Linked DNA regions of Homo sapiens: region 1 is linked to region 2. A link is a contact called in ENCODE Hi-C or POLR2A ChIA-PET data. All regions are on one chromosome and are shown on one strand. Each heading gives the region's core, a stretch centred on a gene start or an enhancer-like site at or near the end of the contact. The rest is flanking DNA. Distances are from core to core; before and after follow the strand shown.

Evidence for each region. Hi-C counts contacts between places; a loop is a spot of excess contacts on that map. ChIA-PET counts read pairs that join two places held with the same protein, here RNA polymerase II (POLR2A).
Region 1: POLR2A ChIA-PET joins it to region 2 with 10 read pairs in HepG2. The contact joins two enhancer-like sites. A Hi-C loop is called at or near these places in 1 of 168 maps with a recorded cell type or tissue (ovary). POLR2A ChIA-PET finds 5 or more read pairs at or near these places in 7 of 52 experiments (AG04450, CD4-positive, alpha-beta T cell, CD8-positive, alpha-beta memory T cell and 4 more).

Annotation. Positions count from the first base shown.
Region 1 is chr5:142,387,708-142,391,233 of GRCh38, reverse strand. The region is part of intron 3 of SPRY4-AS1 (SPRY4 antisense RNA 1); the gene reads right to left. Among named protein-coding and RNA genes, the nearest start is that of SPRY4-AS1, 64 kb to the right of the region's middle. RefSeq lists an enhancer at 2,127-2,628. Within about 2 kb of position 1,658, at least 8 of the 41 ENCODE cell types and tissues checked have a DNase peak (open chromatin) inside an H3K27ac peak, as active enhancers do.
Region 2 is chr5:142,444,521-142,448,421 of GRCh38, reverse strand. All of the region lies in intron 3 of SPRY4-AS1 (SPRY4 antisense RNA 1), which reads right to left. Among named protein-coding and RNA genes, the nearest start is that of SPRY4-AS1, 120 kb to the right of the region's middle. Within about 2 kb of position 1,506, at least 4 of the 41 ENCODE cell types and tissues checked have a DNase peak (open chromatin) inside an H3K27ac peak, as active enhancers do.

The DNA of each region.
Region 1 (3,526 bases), core at 409-2,908, 57 kb after region 2:
CAGCCAGTCAAGTGTGTCACAGCCCACTTCCATCACCACATTTACGGTCTTCTCTAATGCAGTCAATCTGACAGACAGAAGTCGGAGTGAAAACTGTGCAGATGCCTGCGCTGATCCCATGAGACATTACCAATTTTGTTTTTCCCACATTGTGCACCCAAGATTTCAGAAAAATTCCTTACCTTTCACTAGTCAGAGAGCCGCCTTTTCCATCTGTTGGGGATGCTTTCTTTTCTCTTTCATTAATGCAAATATCACCAGAGCAGTGATTAAAGCGAAGATACAATTTTGAGTTAGTTGTCTATCTTTGGACCTAGAAGGAGACTGCAATGAAAAGTGGATTCTTTCTGGAAACCTAATGGATTATTTTTCCCTGACCCCTGATAACTTACTTTCCTAATCTACAGGACATCCCCCCTACCTGCCTTTACATTAACTTCCCTAGGCGGGAAGAAAAAGACATTTCTGGTTGTGGGAGGGAGGAGGTGGTGGTGAAACAAGCAAATACAGTGAGGCTCCCCTGGCCCCCATCTGTTCCAAATCTTCCCCTCACAGGATGTCATGTCTGAAAAGCAAGAAAAATATTCCTTCCTCTTCCAACATTCAGCAGAATCTTGCATGCAAAGAGAAGAATGTCTCGTTACTCTGTGGGTTCTCATCTGCTTTTTAACTCACAAATTGCCGAATTACACTAGCCCCTCCACCCTCTCCCTCTCTCCCAGTAAAACCCCAGGGGCAGCAGGGCTCAGCACCAGCGAGGAGCTAGCTCCCCACCATACCACCATACCTCTGGCACAAAGGATTAGTTCTCCTGAGCCTGGCCAATGACTTTTGCAGATTTCTAAGCTGAAGACAGGCCAGAGAGCTGTCAGAGCCCCCAGAGGAAGTGAGGCCACCCCCAGGGGGTAAAAGGAGTGGGCTCAGAATTCCCCACTTTTGACCCTGCACTCTCCCTCTCCCCAGCTTCTAGGCACTTTGCATATGGAAGTGCACAGGCAGCCAAGTCCTGGGCATTTGAACAGGAAGGATGTTCCTCAGTAGCTCACAAGGACCCTAACTGCTGCATTTCCAGGACTGGGAGGGCGATATTTATAGAAAGGGCAGCCAGCCAAGCGAGATCAGCTCCAACTTTATTTCAACTAACCCTCTTTTCCATCTTCTGTAGCTCTCCTTCAAGTTAAACAGAGAGGCATTCCTCCCTTTATTGCTTGATTTTTACGCAAGGGCTGAGGCTCTCATTAAAATGATTGAGAAACCCTGACTGAAAAGATGGAAAAGGACCTGCCTGCCTGCCCCTCCCCCTTGGCTCTTAATCTTCCTCTCCTACGTCCCTCTGCCCTGCTTCCCTGCATTCCCCACATGGCACATGCTCCTTCTTATGCCCCTGCAGCACAGAACCCCTTGTGGTCCTGTAGATGAGCAACGCTGTCCCTTACCCTAAATCCAAATTATCCTTCCTCCCAGCTTTCTTTCTCATCCTTTTTTATCACATCCTATAAGGCCTGCATGATCTACTCTCACCCCACCCTCTTCAACCTTATTTCCTATCACTCTTCCCCTACAAACCCCCTCCTCCTCACTGTTGCTCAAACACACTGAACACACCCCTCAGGGCCTTTGTACAGGCTGTTTCCTTTACCCAGAACACACCCTCTAGGGGGGCCATTTGAAAGTCTGGCTCTGACACATGATCCAGATTTCAGCCCTAAAGACCTTGCTAACACTGAGTATTAAAAAGCACTGCAGGCCGGGTGCGGTGGCTCACGCCTGTAATCCCAACACTTTGGGAGGCCAAGGCGGGTGGATCACTTGAGGTCAGGAGTTCAAGACCAGCCTGGCCAACATAGTGAAACCCTGTCTCTATTAAAAATACAAAAATTAGTGAGGCGTGGTGGAGGACGGCTGTAATCCCAGCTACTCAGAATGCTGAGGCAGGAGAATTGATTGAACCTGGGAGACGGAGATTGCAGTGGGCCGAGATCGTGTCGCTACACAGTGAACACTTCACCTCAAAAATAAAACTAAATTAAATTTAAAAAGCACCCCTATGAGCCAAACACAATGACAGGTGCCTGTTGTCCCTGCTAGTAAGGAGGCTGAAGCAGGAGGATTGCTTGGGCCCAGGAGTTCGAGGCTGCAGTGAGCTATGATCAAGCCATTGCACCACAGCTCAGGCAACAGAAGAAGACACCCATCTCAAAAACAAAAAAAGGGCCTAACCTGTCACTCTGTAGCCTCACTATCCCACAGCTGCTTCATTTGCTTCACAGCACCAACAAAGACTCTCTCCTTGACCAAACTTTAGACAGGCTCCTCTAGATCCTCTTCTTCATGTGGCCTGCCTTTAGCAAATAATTCAGCTGAGTCATTCCCCCACCCTCAATATCTGACCAAGTTCCTCATCCCCCACTTTTAATGTGTAAGTCCTTGGCCTGCCTTCCACAGAATCCTGTTGAGTTGGTTTAGCAAGAGTTCCCCTACCCTTCGTGTCTTCTCTTAGTGATTTTCCACCCAATGACCCCCTCACTCTGATTATAAATGCCCAACTAGGTCTTTGCTGGATTCAGTGATGAACTCAACCTCCTTCCTCTATTGCAAAAGTTAACTCCTAGGCCGGGTGCAATGGCTCATGCCTGTAATCTCAGCACTTTGGGAGGATGAGGAGGGTGGATGACCTGAGGTCAGTCAGGAGTTCAAGACCAGCCTGACCACCATGGTGAAACCCTATCTCTACTAAAAATACAAAAATTAGCCAGGTGTGGTGGTATGTGCCTGTAATCCCAGCAACTCAGGAGGCTGAGGCAGGAGAATCGGTTGAACCTGGGAGGCAGAGGGTGCAGTGAGCCGAGATCGCACCACTGCACTCCAGCCTGGGTGACAGAGACTCCATCTCAAAGAAAAAAAAAAGAAAAAAAGTCAACTCCTGTTGCAATAGTCTTGAATAAAGTCTTCCTTACCATAAGTGTTAATTCTTCTTTAATACCACCTGACATCATATGATCTTTTTGTTCATCTTTCTCCCTCCACTGGACTGTAAGTTCCACAATGGCAAGATCTTTATGTGTTTATTCTCTGCTAGATCCTTTGCTTCTAAAATAGTATCTGGGGCTGGGCATAGTGGCTCACGCCTGTAATCCCAGCACTTTGGGAGGCCGAGGCAGGCAGATCACAAGGTCAGTTCAAGACCAGTCTGACCAGTACAGTGAAACCCCGTCTCTACTAAAAATACAAAAATTAGCTGGGCGTGGTGGTACACACCTGTAGTTCCAGCTACTCGGGAGGCTGAGGCACTCCTGCCTCAGTTGAACCCGGGAGGCGGCAGTTGCAGTGAGCCAAGATCATGCCACTGCACTCCAGCCTGGGAGACAGAGCGAGACTCCATCTCAAAAAAAATAAAAAAAAAAATAGTATCTGACACACAACAGACACTCAACAAATGTCTATAAAATGAATCCAGCTACCTCCACTTATCCTGTGATCTCTGTTTGCCCGCCACCTCCTCTGGGAAGTCATTCCTGAATCTTCC
Region 2 (3,901 bases), core at 257-2,756:
AACGCAAAAATTAGCTTGTTGTGGTGGTGTGTGCCTAGCTACTCGGGAGGCTGAGGCAAGAGAATCACTTGAACCTGGGAGGTAGAGGTTGCAGTGAGCCAACATCATACCACTGTACTCCAGCCCAGGTGTTAGAGTGAGACTCTGTCTCAAAAAAAAAAAAAAAAGGAGAGAGGTCTAAACAATTTTGATTTTTAAAAAAAATTAAAGGATTATTTCAAAAATTCTTATAAGGCTGCAGTAATCAGCTTTGTATATAGCACTACATATCCCCCTCAATGGCTAAAATGTAAAAGACTGGCAATATTAAGTGTTGGTGAGGATATGGGAGGAAATGGAACTTTCATAGATGCAGATGAGGATGCAATTTTTCAGGCACTTTACAAAACAGTTTGGCAGTTTCTGATAAAGTTAAACATATACTTACCATATGACTTAGAAATCCCACTCCTAGGTATTTACCTAAGAGAAATAAAAACGCATATCTACACAAATATTTATATGTCAATGCTCATAGCAGCTTTAGTCATAAATTCCTGTCCTTCAACAGGTAAATGAGTAAACATATTATAGCATCTTCATACAACAGATAATTACTGAGCCATAAAAATGAAAAAACTACCCACACATGCAGCAGCGTGAATGAATCTCAAAAGCATCATGGTAAGTGAAAGATGCCAGATACAAAAAAACTACTTACTGTGTGATTTAATTTATATGAAATTCTAGAAAATGCAAATTATAGTGATTAAAAAGCAGGTTGCTGGTTGCTAGGGGTCGGGGAAGAGGTAAGGAATTCACTGAAAATAAAAGAGGGATCTTTTGGAGGTGTTGGAATGTTCTATATTATGATTGGGGTAGTGGTTATAAGACTTTATACATTTGTCTAAACTCGTTGAACTGTATACTTAAAATTGATTTTACCACATTAAATTATGTCTCAATAAAGCTGACAAAAAAATAAATATACTGAAATCGGTAAGTAGACCAAAGAGGCAGGCAGAAGACAATCCACTAGGGAAAATATTCAAACTTCTATAATTAAATCATCTCTTAAAGTATTTATTTTGGTTTATATTTCATAGTAGACACAATATCTATACATTAGCATATGTATATAATTTATAAATAAATATTCATATGTTGAGGCACATACTCAATTTGTTTTCACTGATAGGGATGAAACTCTCAAAACATCTGGAGAGTTCAGAGTTGCTTGCTATAAGCCTGGCAGGGCAATTTCAGTGCCATGGTAGAAGCAGAAACCAGACTGTAACTGGAGTTGAGCAGTGGAGATAGCAGGCAAACATCTTTCAAGATATTTGGTGGCGGGCACCAAAACCAAGGAGGCAAAAACAGTGACCTCTGGTCGTCCTCACTGCTCATTATATGCTAATTATAATGTATTAGCATGCTAAGAGACACTCCCACTAGAGCCATGACAGTTTACAAACGCCATAGCAATGTCAGGAAGTTACCCTATATGGTTTTAAAAGGGGAAGAACCCTCAGTTCCAGGAATTGCCCAACCCCTTTCCCAGAAAACTCATGAATAATCCACCCTTTTTTAGCATAAAAATCAAGAAATAATTATAAGCACCATTAGTCCAGCAGCCCAAGTTGCTGCTCTGCATATGGAGTAGCCATTCTTTATTTCTTTGCTTTCCTAATAAACATGCTTTCGCTTAAAACAACAACAAAAAAAGACATTTGGTAGAGAGGAAGGGTACGGATAGTTACAAGGAGAGTGGAAAGTTGTGGGAAGGTGATTATTTTTAGGATGGGTCATTTTAGTATAGATTTAGAGGAAGGAGTTAGAAAACACAGACTGATGAAACAGGAGGGAGAGAGAAGGAAATATTGTGGATGAAGTTCCCAGAGTTTGCAGGAGGAGTTGGTTCTGGGGTCTCAGTGAAGAACTGAGAGAGAGAAAGCTGTGATGTTGCTGGTCTCATTTTTTACTGATTACTAAGCAAGGTCATCAGTGAATGGAATGTGATAAGGCAGGGTAAAGTAGAAGTCATCTTTAGAAAAATGAGCCTGAGAAATAATATCCGGAACGACTAGAACCCTCACTCCCAACACACACACTAGTAAACAAGTAGTTGTGAAACAGCAGCTGAGTCTCTACTATTGATATGGTTTGGATTTGTGTCTCCACCCAAATCTCAGGTCAAATTGTAATCCCCAGTGTTGGAGGAGGGGCCTGGTAGGAAGTGACTGGATCACGGGGGTGGATTTTTCCCTTGTTCTTGTGATAGTGAGTTCTCATGAGATTTGGTTGTTTAAAAATGTGTAGCACCTCTCCCTTGTCTTCCTCCTGCACCAGCCATGTAGGACAGACATGCCTGCTTCCCCTTTGCCTTCCACCATGACTGTAAGTTTCCTGAGGCCTCCCTAGCCATGCTTCCTATAGAGCCTGTGGAACCGTAAGGCAATTAAACTTCTTTTCTTTATAAATTAAGTCTCAGGTAGTTTTCTTTATAAATTAAGTCTCAGGTAGTTTTCTTTATAAATTAAGTCTCGGGTAGTTCTTTATAGCAATCCAAGAACAGATTAATACAACCATCCAGTTATTTTTATGGTGCTGGTGCCATTGTACACTCTCATTTCTGAACTAACCCTTAGATGCTTGACAGGAGTTAGCTGCTTAAACTTGGCACGAAAGGAAATGTCTCCTTATGCCTACTCCAGCAACAAATGGCCCCAGTAAGTGGAAGGTGGTAGGGATTTAAGTGGAAACTGGTGAGCTGATATCTTTAACCCGGGGTCCCTTTGTAATTTACCCATCGCCCACCCGATCTTGGACCAAGTTTTCCCATTATGCCTCAGAAGCTAATTTTGGTCCTACTGGTCAGTGCTGCTCTGGGTGTGGTGGCTGTGTGGGTGGGGACCACCAGGAAGTAAAGGAAGTGGGACTGGTGAATCAGGTGGGGCCCTCCTTCAACACAGCCTGACTCACCCAGGAGCATGGGAATAGGGGCTTCAGGGCTGGCGGCGCCACCTCTGAGCAGCACCAGGGCCTTGAGGGGCATCATTAGTGGTTGCAGATGCTTACCCAGCACTTCTTGCAGGATGGCCTGGGGCCTGCCCACATGCCATTTGGGTAATTATGTCCTATTTACCCTCCTGCAGATTCAATGAACTGACCATGGACTTCCTGACGACCTCTCTGAATGCTGCCCCTAGTGACATAGCAGGTTGAGCCTTAAAGATGGTGCTTCTTCCACATGTTCTCACTTATAAGTGGGAGCTGAACAATGAGAACACACGGACACAGGGAGGGAAAAAACACACCCTGGGGCCTGTGGTGGGAGCAGGGGCAGAGGGGGCAGTATCAGGATAAATAGGTAATGCATGGGGGGCTAAATACCTAAGTGATGGGTTGATAGGTGCAGCAAACTACCATGGCACACATTTACCTATATAACAAATCTGCATGTCCTGCACAAGTATCCTGGAACTTAAAATTTAAAAAAATAAAAATAAATAAAAAGATGGTGATTCTTGCCAAACCCCTCCAACCCTCTTTCCTCCCTACTCTATGCTGGAGGATTCAACAGGACTTAGTGGAAGGGCCTCTGGCCACCCTCTCTGTTCAGTTCATCAGCTACAATGTGTCTTTTCCCCAAGAAATCCAGACAGCCTCTTTTGCTAGTGTCAATGCATGATATAGAGGACTTCTTGTTTCTCTACCTCTAGTAATGCTACCTTTTTTTTTTTTTTTTTTTTTTTTTTTTGCTCCAAAGAAACAACCCTCCTTCACTTTTTAGTTGAGGTGGCTCAGGTGGTGCCAACACTACCCTCAGCTTCAGGGTGGGCCCATGAACCAGCCTGGCTCAGTGGAACACTGACATCTGTTAGCCGTAATGACTGGTTCAGCAACAGATATGGGACCCAAA